Regions from separate parts of the Mus musculus genome. Here region 1 is linked to region 2. A link is a loop called in an ENCODE intact Hi-C map of the cell type or tissue named here. Cell type or tissue: left cerebral cortex. All regions are shown on one strand. Each heading gives the region's core, and the rest is flanking DNA. Links, peaks and the distances in the headings are about the cores only.

The links. Hi-C counts contacts between places; a loop is a spot of excess contacts. Peaks named below come from ENCODE experiments on the same cell type or tissue, not always from the same donor. Only the 100,000 strongest peaks of a DNase experiment are listed, where the experiment ranks them.
Region 1: it touches region 2 in a loop (4-fold over the local background); 4 of 42 quality-filtered maps call a loop at or near these places.

Annotation. Positions count from the first base shown.
Region 1 is chr16:34,522,524-34,531,346 of GRCm38, reverse strand. It overlaps a transcript of Kalrn not described here. Among named protein-coding and RNA genes, the nearest start is that of Kalrn, 13 kb to the right of the region's middle. In left cerebral cortex, for the core only: a CTCF peak has its summit at 5,330; DNase peaks (open chromatin) are centred at 5,266 and 5,994; H3K27ac peaks cover 1,868 bases.
Region 2 is chr16:34,464,512-34,473,334 of GRCm38, reverse strand. All of the region lies in intron 1 of Kalrn (kalirin, RhoGEF kinase), which reads left to right. Among named protein-coding and RNA genes, the nearest start is that of Kalrn, 45 kb to the left of the region's middle. In left cerebral cortex, for the core only: a CTCF peak has its summit at 3,531; DNase peaks (open chromatin) are centred at 2,805, 3,715, 4,170 and 4,668; H3K4me3 peaks cover 1,046 bases; H3K27ac peaks cover 2,348 bases.

The DNA.
Region 1 (8,823 bases), core at 4,124-6,623, 56 kb before region 2:
ATTTGTTCTAGCATTTGCCTCTGGAAATTTCCATAATAAGTTAACTGCCTTAAAAAGGTTTACTGTGGCTTATCTCCATAGCCCTTCAAATATCTGAAGGGACCTGGTTGTACCCGCAGTCGTGTCTCGAGGTTAAACAGTGGCAGTGCTGTCAGTCAGGACAATGTCAAGCTTTCCAAATTCCTCATAGCCATTTGTTTCGTGATGTCGTACTGTTGGTGTCCCCACCTAATTGCATTGCTGAGATTGGCCCCAGCTCAGCTCTCCAGGTGTCATCAGTGTAGTGACACTCTGGTATTCAGGGTCTGTCCAGACTTCTGGGACACTCTCTGTACCATGAGGTAGCACTTTTGCTAGATTTCCATAGTGCTAAACTTTTGAATAATGGAAAGCCAATGAATTTGTATAATCTCCTATATTTTTAACTTTCCCCCTTTGGATAAAAGCAAGACTTGGAAAAATTGTAATTATACAATTACCAAAATGACTACATTCTGAATTTTAGATATTACTAGCAATGCCATAGTTCTCTCGCAGCGAATGGCCACCGAGGCTCTGTCTGGGAATAGGCTTCCGGTGATGGGGAAACCCTGTGGGCGTCACTGTGTATTTGTATATGGCTTATGCCTACCAGTCTGAGGTTACCATATCATGCTTTATATATCAACTTTTCTTCCTGAAACATGCTCTGAAAATATTCTGTGCGGTTATAGTTTTCTTGGTGTAAATATTCCACAATTGCTTCGGCAAGTCTAACATTGCATCCTCGAAGCCATCCTGCTCCTGAGAATGTTTGTCAGCCAGCGTGCGTGCGTCTTGTGTACAGTGTTTCACTAAGGTAGATGCAGAAGGTGAGAATGGCTTTCAGAGTGATGTGTGCGTCGCTTTAAAGGGTAGATCGCCAGACACAGAGTTTGCCCCTGTTGATTTTGTTCAGGTGTTCAGATTTGCCGAGAGTCTTATATCTTTGCCCGGTCATTTGTTATAGTATTGAGTCCACTATACCAGGTTTGTATTATCTGTCCATATTATAGGCATAATCTTTATCTGAGGAAATAACATTTTTAAAGAAGCTAAAGAAACACTTGAGGGGGCAGTGCTGTGGTATCTGTGGCCACCACCAGAGAGCCCTGTTCCACACAAAGTGTTTCTCGTAATAAAAGCCCTTGGGTCTTTTGCAATCATTTGCAGCGACTCCTCACAACTGTACCCATACTCAATTATCTACAAGAATATTTTGGAGGACATTTGCCATGGGCTTAGCAGAGATCCAGATACATGTTCTGCAGTATTCTCCTGTCCACTGTCGTCATGGAGTGAAGTCAGAACAGCACACATTGCCTTAGGGTGAGTGTCATTCAAAGTAGATCCTGGGTAACTATTCAATGAGCAGTGTGTTTATATACTTCCATGTACTTCCGTATAAGAATACACTCAGTCCCAAAGATACCAGAAGGAAATAGCTGTCTATTTTTGACTATTCTTCTCACCCATGTACTTCTTGTCTACTGTCTCCAAAGGAAGCTGGTGGCTGAGATATGGCTGGCTTCCTGATACACTCAAAGTTCTTGTTTCCAATGTCCAAATGCTGATACTACACCCAGGTATATTAGACTATTCACACAGACACACAGGCTGGCATTCATATGTTTGTGCAATGACATATAGTCATCCTCAAATGCTCCCACCATCTGAAAGAGGAAATAGGGTGTTCACTCAGCCACAGGCCTTGCTGGGTTACTCTGCATTACCTAGCAGAGGAGAGGGGATGATGGGCAGTACCCAGATCACTTTTGTCCATTGTCGGAACTTGTTACAATGTTCCGGACTGTCTTCAAACTCATCTGATGGTAGAACCTGAGTCCAGCAGGGTGATGTGCCCCATAGTTCCCATGCTCCCTAGGTTGTGTACCTCTACCCTTCTGGAAGTTGCCACACCTGGACTTCCACTGAAGAAAAGATAGAGTGTTCCTTTACTTTTAGGACAACTAAGATGGAAAACATAACTTTGAGTATCTATTGAAGGAAAAAGTTACTTCAGTTTTTCTGTTACTGGAAGTTAAGTTGCCTTTTTCCTTAACTGGGCTTAGGAAGTGTTTGGTGGCGTCTTGGCCAGGTATCCAGCTATTTAGGATTCCACAAGTGGTCTTATTTGGAGTGGAGTGGTGTCTGTTCTGTTTCAAAGGAGAAAAACAAAAGAAACAAGATTTAAAAACGGAGCAAAACCCAAACAGACAAAATTTCTTGCTATTTCTTTTTACTTAATTTAAACAAAATAAATAAAAAGAAAGCAAAGCCAAACAACTAGTAAACAAACCTAAACCTAAAAACAGGTAAGGCTTGCAAAATGGAAGAAGTGACACAGATGTGAACTGTTGTCCCTTTGCACTCTGCAGTGTCCTTCCTGAGCAGTGCATTATGGGAAGCCCTTGGTATGATGGCAGGCAATAGTGGGTGGGATGGAAGAGATTCAGTTTCTGCGTTGTTCACAGTCTGACAATCTGCAGAACTAGCCAGAGTTTCTCTTGGATAAGCTGGGCCCGTACTTGATAAATCACCTTATAAGGAAAAGGCCACCCTTTCTAACCCTCTCCTCCTTTCCCCCTCCCCCCTCAAACGTAGGGATGGCGAACAGAGTCAAGGTTTCAACTGCTTAGTTCAAGTTAAACAAACCCACCCTAGACAAACCTGCATTCCTCTCTCTCTGAAAGATTGTATCTGCTTGACCTCTTGCTTTGGTCTGGGCCATTCCACTCCTTCTTTTATTCTTTCCCCCCTAAAATAAACTCTTTAATTGCATATTTATATCTTATGTTTATCTATGGGATGAGTAATTGCCCAGGTCCATTCTCCTCTTAGTCTGGCTGTTGTTAAGGGGTTAGACTAAGTGCGTAGTCACTGCCCAGGACTCAACAAGGCCAGGGCCTTAGACTGTGGCTGTATTTGCACTACTTCAGGGTCTCCCTGAAGTCCCTGCACAGGGGCACTTTGAGTAGTCCAGGAACTGCTTTATGTAATAGGAGTAGGACCCCATCTGTATGGGGGGGTGGGACAGAACAGATGGAGGCCTGGGAAAGAAGATAAGAAGCAACATTGTCAGCTCAAGGTTGATACTGAAAATTAGGTTCCAAAGCTAGATACTTCCTGTCTCTTCCCATATCCCCAGCCTTGGTGCCCCAAGGATGTTCCAAGGCATGCTGAGTAAAGCAGGATTGTCTAGCTGTTCCATCCCGGTCAACCCCCTTTCACCTTGAGTTGCTGCTGCAAGGCAAACTGTTGATGCAGCTGAGAGCTTGTGATTAGCAGCCAGGGTATTCTGTTCCTTCTTGTATTCTCAGTCATGGTTCAGGATGTGATTCAGGGTAAGTGGCTACATAGTAAGTGCTTGCTGAACAAGGGAGAGCTGCTCTTCATTCACTCTCTATTTATCCTTTCAAAGATTTTTCTCAGCCAGAAATTTGACATAGGACAATGAACAGGAGTCGGTTGGACAGAAGGACACAGAGAGAGCTTAAATGTCATAGGGTCCTGTGGACGGCCAGTGTGTGGCCCAACTAAGTTGCCCGGAGAAGGTTTCCTGTGGGTCTAGAGAATTAGATGAAGGCAGAGTGGGAGCAGCCTTCCAAAGCCTGTGAAGAGCATATGTGATGGTCTAAAGGGAAGAGACAGCTTAGTGTGGAAAGTATAGGCTGGCAACACCATGGTGATCATCACTGTCTTATACTCATGTGTAGTACCTGCTGGGTGGGGTGTATTATTATATTTATTAACTTAGTTAGGTGTTACTAACATCCTCATTTTGCACAAAAATTGGAGGCACAGAAACGTGGAGTGATTTGATGGATATCACATGACTATGGGAGGTAGCTTTGACATAGGAGGGTGGTTGCCTCCAGAGTCTAGGTAGTGATAATGCATAAATCAGTCAGTCTCTCTGACTCTGTCTGTATGTCTCTCTGTCTCCTCCTTCTCTCTCTCTCTCTCTCTCTCTCTCTCTCTCTCTCTCTCTCTCTCTCTCTCTCCTCTCGTGTTTCTCTCTGTCTCCCCACCCCTCTCTGTACTCCCCCATAGGATCTTGGCATGCAATTAGATATGCCTAGGTTTTGGTGGTAGCAGTCAGCTTAGAGGATGTCTAGTTGACACTGACAGAGCCTCTGACATGTTCTAATTATTGAGTCTTTCTTTCCTTGCCTCAGTGGATGGCTTGGCTTTGTCTTGTTTCTTGTGAACAGACCTGGAGCTACAAGAATGGCTCCTATCTCTGAGTGGGGAGAAGAAGGGGAAATGTTTTAGGGGCCACAACTCAGGAGAGGGGCAACCTCTCCTAGATGTAGCCACTTGCAATGATTGCTGGGGCTGCACATCTTAAAGACTGGCTGGAGGAGAGTAGATGAGGTGATTGACAACTTTGTCCTAAGCAATTGGCCAGGAATAGAGATGGAAGGAAGGATGGATTCCGCCTTTTCTCTACCTTCCTCAGAACTGATGGTCCAACCCCAAGCTTCAGAGCCAAGGCATGGTGCCAGATCTTGCCCCCATGCCTTATAAATTTCTATCCTGTACCCAGGGCTTACAGTAACCACTTCCTCAGTAGTTGTGTGTCCCAGCAGCAAAACCAGTGTCTTTAGGGTTCTTCTCACTGCCCGTCACTGCCTGCTCTGATGAGGCACGTGAGCCACACATTGGTGTTCGGAAAAATTAATGTTTTCAAGATGCGCTCTGCACAGTCTTAGCACGTCTGTGCCTTTTTCTTTCACCAGCTGAAAGTAAAGAAGCATTCTTAGACAATTACTCCCCAAGGGAGCCCAAGGACTGGCTTTGTTTACTGAGTGTTTTTAGTTACGACACATGAAGGTCTGGGGATTTTTGGCTTTGAGTTTTTTTTTTTTTCTTTCTTTCTGTTTTTGGTTATAAAGATAGGGAAGATGAGTGGCTTCTCAACGGGGTCCTTGGAAATTCCAAGATTGTGAGAGGCATGTTCTTACGTGGGTATAGTTGTTGAGTCTGAGATAAAAAGCAGTAAAATATGACAGATGGAACTCAGGTTCAGGGCTTACCTCAGGCCAGCGTTGTACCCCAATGTTTGTGAGTTATCCATCTGCATCTGTTTGGAGCCACATCTACCCTGAGAGCCCCTTCTCTTCCCCTGGACTCCCTGCCTTCGAGGTGTCTGCTGAGAGATGCATTATGGGAGACGCAGTCATGATCAGTGATCATCTTCCGCTAGTCTGTGCCGCCTGCCACTTCTTGCAGCTTCCCACACTCCGAATATTCCAAGTGAATAGGGATGTGGGTTAGTCAAAGCCTGTAGCACAAGGCAGGGATGCTCCACTAGAGAGCGCACGGTATGACGCTCAGCACCTTATTTCTGACAGATGCCACAAAGGGACCACACTGCTCTGTCCTCATTGCCATCCCTGTGGCCTCAGAATTATTCTAATCCTGTATAGCAGTGGTTTCCAACCTGTGTGTCTTGACCCCTTATCCTTTCACAGGGGTCACATATCAGATATCCTACATATCAGATATTTACATTACAGTTTGTAACAGTAGCAAAATTACAGTTATAAAGTAGCAATGAAATAATTTGGTTGGGGCAGTCACCACAACACGAGGAATTGTATTAAAGGATTGCAGCATTAAGGAGGTTAAGAAACTTTGCTCTAGTCACTTCTTGGGTAGGACTGGGACCTGAGAAGAAACATTGCTCTCACTGACCAAACTCTCCTAAGATTTGTAAGCGGCAGATAAATGAATAGCCTGAGAGGAGCTGTGGCTCCTGCTGAAACTCTTTAAGTTCACAGAGTGCTCATCTGGATTCTTGTGGCAAGCCAAGGCTGTGGAGCAGAGCAGAGGGTGAAAGGCAAATGTCTGACATACCAGTGCGACTTCATCTAACAGCCACTGAGGTGGATAAGCCTGGTGGTGATTCCAAGTTGGGAGCTGTCTGAAACCATCTCACATTCTGTATCCTGTGAGTGGGAAGTGGAGAAGGAAACGGTTGCCTGGCCCCGAGGGAAAAAAGATCTGGATTTCTATTTTTGTCAGCCTGAAATGCTGTGAAAATTACCAGAGGAACAAATGGCTATGCTACAAAGTTACACCATGAAAGCATAGAAAGATCTCTGAGTGAATCCCCTACTCCTTAGGGATAGCTTCTCCTACCAGTTTGGTGAATTTTCTATCAGAGCTCTCTTGACACACACTGAAATATATACTCGTGTGTGTGTGTGTGTGTGTGTGTGTGTGTGTGTGTGTTCACAAAGTAGAATAATACAGATATCGCCATTTATTTTGCAAACCACATTTTTCCACACAGAATGGAGCATAGACATCCTTTCATGTTGCAACATATCAAACTGCTTGTCCTTGTTAAACATTTCTAAATATAATTATCATAGTTTATCTTAACTAATAATTTATTGTTAGTCATTTGGATTACTCTTCCTCTTTTTGCCTTTTTTTGGTTTACTGATTGAATATATTGCGGTGTGTATGGGTACTGATCTTGTAGTAGGTGAGGGTCTTAGAGGTAGAATTACTGGGCTGAGAGCTATGCATGCTAGAAATGTTAATAAGTTCTGCCAAGGTGATGTCTAAAAATCTTATATCAATTTACTCTCCAGCATGACTGTGGCTTTTTGCTTGTTTTGCCAAGCTGATGGGTAAAATGTGGCCTGGTTATTATTTTTATGTTGTGTTTTCCTAGTTACAGTTTTCCTCAGACATTTCCATTTCCATGTTTGTGAATTATCTGTTTATATATTTACTTATTTTTATACTTTATATTTTATACTTACTATTTTTTTCTAATGTTTTTAGCAGTTTCTTATAAGTTAAGAATATTTGTCCTTTGAATTATGTATTGATGCAAATGTGGCAAACATTTGTCTCTTGGATGCTATTTTGGCATTGCTCATGGTTTTAAAAGTTTACCTTCACTTTTGTCTTTGAGAACTTAAAATGTATGCAAATACAACACATTTACATTGTTAAAAATTCAATATATTTTAAGTATTTTTATATAACCCTCTTTCTATCTGCCAAGGCACTTTTCCAAGGTAACCATTAGCAGTAGGTCCTTGTGAATACTCCCAGTGTTTTGTTTTGTGAATATAAACAATCTAAATCTAGAGATCACTAATTTCTTTTTTTATTAGATATTTTCTTCATTTACATTTCAAATGCTATCCCCCAAAGCCCCCTATACCCTCCCTCTGCCCTGCTCCCCAATCCACCCACTCCTGCTTCCTGGCCCTGGCATTCCTCTGTACTGGGGCATATGATCTTTGCAAGACCAAGGGCCTCTCCTCCCATTGATGTCCGACTAGGCCACCCTCTGCCACATATGCAACTAGAGACACAACTCTGGGGGTTACTGGTTAGTTCATATTGTTGTTCTACCTATAGGGTTGCAGACCCCTTTAGCTCCTTGGGTACTTTCTCTTGCTCCTTCAATAGGGGCCCTGTGTTCCATCCAATAGATGACTATGAGCATCCATTTCTGTATTTGCCAGGCACTGGCATAGCCTCACAAGAGATAGCTATATCAGGGTCCTGTAAGCAAAATCTTTCTAGCATATGCAATAGTGTCTGGGTTTGGTGGTTGTATATGGGATGGATCCCCGGGTAAGGCAGTCTCTGGATGGTCCTTCCTTCCATCTCAGCTCTGAACTTTGTCTCTGTAACTCCTTCCATGAGTATTTTGTTCCCCATTCTAAGAAGGAACAAAGTATCCACACTTTGGTCTTCCTTCTTCTCGAGTTTCATGTGTTTTGCAAATTGTATCTTGGGTATTCTAAATTTCTGAGCTAATATCCACTTAACAGTGAGTGCATATAATGTGTTTTCTTTTGTGATTGGGTTACTTCACTCAGGATGATAACCTCCAGGTCCATCCATTTGCCTAAGAATTTCATAAATTCATTGTTTTTAATAGCTGAGTAGTACTCCATTGTGTAAATGTACCACATTTTCTGTATCCATTCTTCTGTTGAGGGACATCTGGGTTCTTTCCAGCTTCTGGCTATTATAAATAAGGCTGCTATGAACATAGTGGAGCATGTGTCCTTATTACCAGTTGGAACATCTTCTGGGTATATGCCCAGGAGAGGTATTGCTGGATCTTCCGGTAGTATTATGTCCAATTTTCTGAGGAACCAACAGACTGATTTCCAGAACGGTTGTACCAGCTTGCAATTCCACCAGCAATGGAGGAGTGTTCCTCTTTCTCCACATCCTCGCCAGCATCTGCTGTCACCTGAATTTTTGATCTTAGCCATTTTGACTGGTGTGAGGTGGAATCTCAGGGTTGTTTTGATTTGCATTTCCCTGATGATTAAGGATGTTGAACATTTTTTTCAGGTGCTTCTCAGCCATTCGGTATTCCTCAGGTAAGAATTTTTGGTTTAGCTCTATACCCCATTTTTTAATAGGGTTATTTGATTTTCTGGAGTCCAGCTTCTTGAGTTCTTTATATATATATATTGGATATTAGTCCCCTATCTGATTTAGGATTGGTAAAGATCCTTTCCCAATCTATTGGTGGCCTTTTGGTCTTATTGATAGTGTCTTTTGCCTTACAGAAGCTTTGCAATTTTATGAGGTCCCATTTGTAGACTCTCGATCTTACAGCACAAGCCATTGCTGTTCTGTTAGGAATTTTCCCCCTGTGCCCATATCTTCGAGGCTTTTCCCCACTTTCTCCTCTATAAGTTTCAGTGTCTCTGGTTTTATGTGGAGTTCCTTGATCCACTTAGACTTGAGCTTAGTACAAGGATAAGAATGGATCAATTCGAATTCTTCTACATGATAACCACCAGT
Region 2 (8,823 bases), core at 2,268-4,767:
GCCCTGTGAGCTGTTCTCTACAGAGGCATGCCATGTGGGTGCTATGTGTCAGTCAGGGCGGATGTGTTGAGTAAGTGACGCTCCTTCAGAAACAAACCAAGTGTTGCAGCTTGCGGGTCTTCCTGTGGTATGACCATCCAGACTCTCTTCAGGGCTGGCCTTCTGGTGCGTTAGCTTCCTTCATTTCATCTGCAGATCATTATGCACCAGCCTTGCTTCAGGCCCTATAACAACCACTCCTCTCTGCTTGGCCAAGGGCTGCTGGGCAGTGTCCCTCTGCCCTGGGAAGGACAAGGAGGGTGCTGTGGAAGGAGAGACAATGTTTTAGGGCATAAAAATGAGGGATGCAAGAGGGGTTGAGGCATTCAAGGGAAGTAGGGTCCCCTTGTGCAAGAGTTTGCAGGGAACACAGGCATCAGAGCTGAGTGGGGATGGGACCACGTCTTGGATTTGGATATCAAGAGACTGTAATCAATTTTGAAGGGAGTTTCTGGAGAAAGGCAGCACAGGTGATGCATAGACTGTGTGTGTGTGTGTGTGTGTGTGTGTGTGTGTGTGTGTGCGCGCGCGTGCGCGCGACACTTCTGTGGTACTTTGTGTCCCACGTTGTGTCGTGAACTCTCCAGCCAGCAGGGTTACCGCTTCCACAACACCCTCTCATCCGGTGATCAAGGCTGAAACTTGTCTTCTAGCATCCCTTGCCCCTCTGGTTTCGTACTTCAGTAGCCTACCCAAATAGAGCCAGTGACTCCAGTTCTAAAAAGCCCTTCTCCTCCCCCTCCTCCCCCAGGCATTAAAATACTTGCTCCTGCAGACACCTGATCCTCTTTACTCATGATTGCTAACAGCTTAATGGGCGATTCCTCACTGAAGAGTTTGTAATGTATGAGAAGCATGCTGAGATAAGGAAACCAACCTCTCATAGTAAAATTTCAACTGCCACTGCCCGGCAGGAAAAGGTGGCACGTGGAGCCCCAGGCTGTGTTTATAGATGAATTCTTCATTTCCTTCATACTTTGAGGAGGGAACTTAGTTTCAGCTGCCCAGGATTCACCTGCTCATCATTCCATGTGAAATAGCCCTGAATCTCAGGACGAGTGAGCCGAAGCTGCAAGAATAGGATGGTTGGTCGTCACCCAGGGAGATGCAAGCCCACCTTCCCTGCTCATCACGTGAATCATGATCAATATGTAACAGACAGAAGGGGAAATCACTCATTTTTTGTGCTGTCTTGGAATATCACTACACAAGACATGAAGAGCTGTGAAGGCTCTCTCTCAGGGTAACTAAATTTTTCGTGGCACAGCCTGTGTCTGTACTATGCTAGGTGTTTGATGCTGGTCTACTTAATCAGAGAGGTTGAGGGTTTCCCACACTCGGCCAGATGGAACAGCTATGCCTTTCACCCTAGTCTTCTTGACTCCTGAATCTCATCCTTTGCAGTCTGCTAAGATGCTGGACAGACTCCTCATGTTGACCCACACTGTAGCACAGCAGGAATTACTGCTTGAAATAGTAAGTAGAATCTTCCTAGGCTGGACCCATAAACATCACTCAGTGGGAATAATTCGCCTCTGACTATCAGTTTGATCTCTCTCCTTGTGACATCTCTTAAGAGAACATACAGTTCCCAGGCTGCAGAGCAGCTGTCCCACCTTCCCTGGAGGCTTAGAGAGCAGGGAGGGCTTGCATCTCCCTGGATGACAACCAACCATCTCCTGGTCTTGCAGCTTTGGCTCACTTGTCCTGAGAGTCAGGGCTATTTCATGTGGAGTGACTCTCGAGATCTAATTCGTGTCCGGGGAGTCCCCTGTGGCAGTGTGCTAAGGAGCATCACCCACCCATTTAAACTGAATTGTGGCTTGTTTTGCAAGCAGTGTCCTGGAGGGACCTTCAACAGAGTTGTGAAGTGGGGTTAGTCTGCCTCACCACCACCTTCTCCTCTGTTATGATTTTTCCTGGGATTTTCTAGTTCTGAATATGTATCTTATTCTCTTGAGGGCTGGTGAACTTATTCCCAGATAACAGGAGTTGTCTTTTTGTCCTAGATATACCTGAGAACCAGGGTGTCCCCACCAATCTCAGTGCTACCTGCTAGTTCTTCATCCCTTGTCACGTGTCCCTTCCTGGCCTCTTAGAGTCACTCTCTATCTATCTTCCTGGCTCAACAGTCAGTGGGTTTCTGCAGCCTCTGGCAGAAGCCTGGGGTCCCCACCTGCAGCTGAAGCTGTCCATTCTATCAGTGTAGCTTTTCTGAGGTGCTTCACAGCAGCCCACCCCTGAGCCGAGAGGTCCACCAGCCTCTGCTGCCTTTTGTTTTCCAGGTGAAACTCTCCTTTCCCCACATGGTGTGCCTTTATTCCCATCTCCTGGACATCCTCAGCCTAAATCCACTAAGTCCAGGTCCAATCCCTTATGTGTGGAAGCAGCCATTCACCCTTTAAACAGTATTATGATTTTTTTTTACACCTTGCTTGACACTTTTTGTAGTGCCTCGCTAATTATTAATCTTCACATCATTTTATCTTCCTAGTCATAAATTAATTCAAATCAAAGCGTCTTTCATATACCACTGCCTTCTGTACCACCCAGTGCGTGACAGATGTTGGCTGCTGACCACCGGGTCCTATGCTTTCTGTTCACTGCACTCTCGGGATGGTCATAGCTGGTTCTTGCTTCAGCACTCTTCCTTTATGAACCCTGCCTATTTTCAGCTGTTCAGCATCTCTGTACATGTTCTTTTCCGGAGTCTCTGCTCACACCTCCCTTTCTTAGCTCAGTGTCTCAGAGAGGCAGCATGGGCTAGTGGAGGCTCTGCAGGCTCAGGGTTTATACCTCAGTTCTGCGGCACAGCTTTGAGCAAGTTTCCCAGTCTCCCTCATGCTTTGCCAAGTCCCTACCCCACTGTTCTCAGCCCCACCTTTTCCAGGCAGCTCTTCCTAAGTATTCCACAAGGTACTCAGCTCTACCTTCACCTAAACCCTGTATTGTGTGCAGTGTCAAAGACATAGGTGTTGTATGTGAACGACTGTTTGGTGTGAGTCTCTCCATTGAGAGGTCAGGCGCCTGAAGCCCTGAGATGTGAAATTAACCTGCCATGGTCTTCCCAGAACAGGCCCAGTGCTGAGCCAGGTCTTGCACACAGCCCCAGGTCACAAGGATATATCTGTCATCACTGAGCTGGCCCCTGCATTCCACTGGCACATGTCTTGCTTCAGCAAGGGGCCATCACCTCCTACCCCTCCCCATGCTCCTGCAGGTGACGGTGAACCTAGAGGAGCTTAGAAAATACTTACTGGCTAAGCGTCTCTAAGCATGTGAGCTCTATCCCCCGTGGTGGGCTCTTATGTTCAATCTTATATTATGTGTCCCTTTTTGGTATCGGTACGAGTCTACTTATACTGAAGGTTAATTTCAAGCTTCCAAACAAGGGCTTTTCTGTGGTTCCTGGGGCTGTCCTCATAATCTCCTAACTGCCCCCTGAGAGCAAATGCTGTGGTACATGCATTTGTGTGAGCCTCTGGGGGTGAGGCCTGCAGGTGCAGCCTCAGCACTGCTGTGCACCCCACTTTGCCTCCCACTCTGTCCTCCTCCAGCCTCCCCCACACCCGGCTCCACCCCCCACCCACTCCTGCGCCATGCTGCTTTCCCTGCTCCATGCTGCTCTTCCTGCTCTGGCTAAGAATAAATCATCACGGTTGCATAGCAACCAGTTTGGTTTCCTATACTCCTCCTTCTCCTCCCACAAAAGTGCTTCAGCTCTAAATTTAAGGTAGTGTGTCAGGAGGTTCTGTTACCACACAGAGGCCCTGGAACCCCCGTCTTGCTCCTCTATAGCAGCTGGCTCTATGAAGATCGGAACTGTGGCTGCTTTGTTCACTGTGCTGTGTGCGCCCCCCCCCCCCAACCGTGGTACAGGTCGTGGTCCCAGGCACACACTAGGTATTTAATATATACCAATTTGATGGTGAATGGATGAATCATCTTTTTCAGAATCTTACAGTTGAGAGGTGCTCCTGGGAAGGGGATATCTCAGATGGGCCCACAGGGTACCTCTTTGGTCCGGATGCTACCCTTCTCCTTTCCACCATGTGTGCTCTCATGTCTGCCTGCATTTGGACGATGATGTTGCTTTTCTTTTTCCTCCATGCTGATGGTTTAGGCAAGCCACACAGTTGATGGAGCCCCGTAGGAGGAGCTAGTCAGTTGGGGCTTCCTGAGTCCTGCATTGGAATGGAAGTCAGTCAGATTTAACTCTTTGGTGCCTTCAGGAAGATGAGCCTCTGTGAGCAATGGTGTCATAGTTCCCTGGGTTTGAATCTTGACCCTGCTGCTTGCAAGCGGGGATGGTCTGAGTACAGCCCAAAATTTAGCTCATGAATTATAAGAACTGAAGGAGGGAACCTACTAAGAAACAAGGGTCCTTTTCCATTTGGGTGTGGAGGCAAAATTATCCCAGAAAATGCCTGTTAGTGCTGGTGATAGAGCATCATCAATATGCAGGCAGGCAGACCGGAGGGAATAAAACAAGCAACATTTAGCAGTTCTGATGTTTCCAAAGCTTCCAGTGATGACTAAAAAGCTCCAAGTTCAGCAAGGAAGTCTGTGGTTTCCAACTGTTCTTAAAGCAGGGTAGATATCCTGAACAAGTACAGGAGTATTTTCTGATGTAGGGCAAGTCATGTGAACAATGAAACCTATTAGGTGGGTAGGAAGGGGAGACCCGAGGAGTGTCTGGTGAAGGTGCTTTCCCAGCGTCTAAGGCATTTTCTCTCTTCCTTTATTTTCCACCTTAAAAAAAAAATGTGTTGGATTTCACAGCTGATTCCCCAGTTTCCCCGTGTTCATCTCCTTCTAGATACCCCCACACAGCATCCAGATTATCTCAGTATGCGGCTCAAGGAGTGGGAAGGCCAGGATGCAGAGGGAGAATGACAAATTCAGGGGCTCCTCCAGGTCATGAAAGCATTGGGGTGGGGGTCTCTGACAGCCAAAAAATAATAGCATCCCCAAAAGGTATCCAAAGATCAGAAGCTTGGGCAGCCCCAAAATCACACTGCTGGTGTAGCTCATGAGTTCAGCCAACCTTTCCTTGCTCCTTGACACGGGGCGGTCGATACTTCATGAGGCCTTGAGTTTGTTACCTTTGTCTGCCCTCAGTAGGCAGCTGGCATCTCTCATCCCCGTCCCTGGCCTCTCTGCCCTGGAAGTCTGCAGTCTCAGACACGATCTTGGACTTAGAAGCCTCCAGAAAAACAATCGATGAACAACCATTAGATTAATAAGAAATAAATGAGATGAAGTGTTCGCATCCTGTGTGAGCAGAGGCCAGTGAGGCTCAGGGGCCTTCTGGGTGTGCGTTTCAGAAAGCCCCAAAGTTTGTTGCTTGAAAAAGGCAAGGATGAAGCAAATCCATGCTTTCTTAGAGCACAGTATTTCAAAGCAGCCTCCTCTGCTTCAGACCCGAGAGAAGACAAAGAGGGATACATCCTGGCTGGAGCTTGAGGCTAACCCTTGGGAGAAGACCCTCTAGGGTAGGGGTGTGTAGGGACAGAAGTCAGGACCAGCTTCACATCTGCCCCAACTCCTCACCTATTAACCCAGTCATTTGTCTTCTGAGCATACATCTAAGGACCTTCTGAGTTCTTAGACTAGTCGCGTGGAATAATCTCTGCGACTGAGGTACAGGCGTGAGTGTTTAAAATGTTTTTCTGTCTGATTTTACTGTCCGGTCTGAGTAGCCAACCTCTTTAGAATGCCTGGACCTGACTTCCAGTGCAATTCACTGCCCTGTTTTGGTTAAAATTGTGCATACATTCCCAGTGACACAGTGAAGATGTGGCTTGCAGCCCTTGTGACTTGCTGGCACATTGTGACCCTTTGCATAGGTGCTTATTGGACAGCCATCATGTGCCAGTGTTGGAGTGACACTGAGAGATTAGCCTGACGGTATCCCCGGGAAGTAAATTAATAGATGTTCTCCGTTTGCTCGCATGTTTATCTAGAGAGGCAGGAGTTGATGAATGGCACTTTCTGCAATTTATTCTGTCTTTTCCTTCAGTAGAAAAGAAGCAGTGACCATATCTGTGCATTTCAGTTAAGTGGAGATGCATCCAGTAGTGGGGGAAAAAGAGAGACGAGGCTCAGACAAACAAGGAGGGATGCCAAGGGACAGAGTGTCCTCCTGGGGCAGGTCTTTACAAACGCACCCATTAAGTTGTCTAAACTGTGAAAAGGTAAAAGTAAATAATATGTCTGTTTAAATCTTTAGGTTGTCAGCAGGTAATTAAGCTCCCATGAGGTGTCTGGTCATATTCAAGGCCCAGTGGACATGGTCCTAGCACTGAGAGAGTTTGAATCTAAGTGAGGAATTGAAGTCAGGATGCAAAGCACAGAGACTTTAAACCTTGATTGTTAACGTTCCCCTGGCTGTCTTGGAGGAAGGAGGTGCCGAGTGGAGCTCCCTGTCCACTGCAGAGCTCTGCCAAATGCTTGCTGCCAGCTAGCGGTGAGGGGGACAGAAATGGAAAGGCTGTATTTAGAAACTTCACACCAGTTTGCAAAGTAACGTGTCTGTTGAATCTAAAAATTAAGAAATTAGAGCTTAAATGTTGTTTTTAAAATTAACACTCCTCTGGCAGTGTTATTTAATTTTTTCCACTAAAGTATTAGTTGATGACAGATTGTAATAAAAGAAAAACAACATAAAAATTCAAACTGATCATTCATTGAAGTTTCACTTGAGGAGTCCTGGGCTGAGGTAACTGGATAACAGAGATGTCTAGGCAGGTTAGAGAGGTGCCAGAATATAGAGAAAGACAGACAACTTGTCACTGAAAAGCAAGGAAGAATGTGCCTTGAAAACCCAGACCTTTTCCTGCCCAGAGTTCTAGGACCATAAATAGTTTTGGTGGATGCTGGTCTTTCTCATGTGCTTCGTACTAAGTTATTTATTGACACATTGGTAGTAGCACCTGCCACCAGCATCCTTTTGCAGCAGATGGAGGAGGACAAATTATGTGCCCAGGTCCTACAGCTAGGAAGTGGTGGCTTCTATTTGAGAACCAGGTATGTTGGATTCTAAGTCCTGCTGGTTTAACTCCCCACCTGGGCAGACCCTCCAGGTTACAGGGAGCACAGGCAATGTGCACTGAGCCTCCAGATATCCCAGAATTGGAATAAGGAACAGGCACTATACATATTCAGATGTATGGTGCACAGTATGACAAGTTCTCTGTGAGACAGTAGAGTGTGAGCTTTTGCCTGAAGTTTCTGCTTTCAGGTGTTTTTTTTTTTTTCTGTGCATATTTCCAGAAGTATTGGAGTGGGTAGACTCACCCAAGGTTAGGCCTTTTATTAGACTTTGAACTGTCACTGAAATCTCATCTATCTATTTAAAATCTTTTTTTAAAACCTGAAATAATTAGATCCATGGGAAGTTCAAAGAAACAGATGAGGAAGCCTGATGAACCCTCCATCCCGCATCCTTTCCTGTTAACACTTTACTCAATGAAGATACAAACTCGGAGACAGACATGGGTGTGATGTTCAGACTTACCCATCGATTTTGTCTTTTGTATTTTAGGAGAAGAATCAAGGATACCTCTAGGTGCAGAAAAAGTAGGCTTTTCTGGAAGCTGGGCCACATCGTGACGTTCTAGGGGACTAGTGTGACACTCTTATATATGAGTAGCATGTTATTTAGCCTCCTATCTTAGCATCTGAGCACCATGAGGCACGTGGTTTGTTCACAACAAATGCTTTGTCTTGAATGCTTGATTTACTAAAATGTGCATACAAGCATAATGGTTTCCTTCCATATTGCTGGGCATCCATTGTGAAGGGGGAGTGAGATTCTCCCACCTCTTACTGCTCTGCAGGGCATCACTGGAACTAGAGATGTGTGTGTTGGGAAGGGACACACACACACAGGAGAAGACACTGCAGTCTGGTATGGAAGCTACGTGACAAAGAAGTAGTTATCTCCACTGGGCTGGACGTGTTTGGTCAATAGCGAAAGGCCATCAAGAATGGAAGTGACTCATGAACTTGTAAGATGGCTTCAGTGCAAGTCTCTGCCTTGTGATTAAGATTTGCAGAACAGGCCATTACAAGAAGAGCACTGGAAGGCAGGCCAGGTTCTGGTTGTAGGGGGATTCTTGGGATCAGAAGCTTCTGTGGAACCTTGTTATGGAAGAACAGCTGTGGGCTTTGAAAAGACTGTTGGCTTTTTGATAGGAAAGTTTTTGGAAGCCTGATGAAGAGCTCCTAACCAGGCTGGTGAGGTGGCTCAAAGGGTAGAGAGCTGCCAAGCCTGACGACCTGAGCTGGGTCCCAGAACCCACATGGTGGAAGGAGAACCATCTTCCAAAAGGCATCCTTTGACCTCGACACCTGTGTTGTGACATCACTCCCTGATCAACATATAATGTAGTGAAAATAAGCCACTCAAACCCTCCTGTGTGACTTGTCTATCTAGGGAGCATCAGAAGTGAGCTCTTGGGTTATCTTTCAGGCAGCGTTTGGGGACATCAGCCCTGGAGAGGTGGGCTCTGATGTAGGCGACAGGTATTAGTTATGTTAATCAATTACTGAAATTAAGGAGACGATTATCACAGTTTCTATTCCAGGAAAGGGGAGCATGCATTGATTTAATTAGATTAATTCTGGGCAAAATAGCAAGAAAGGGGGAGGGGGCAGGTTCTTATGCGACACCACCTGAGGTTATTGTATATTCATACATTATTAGCTTATATTAATATAAGGGATGAATTCAAATGACATTTGCTCTTATTTCATTCTATCTGACAAGGAAGCCACAGA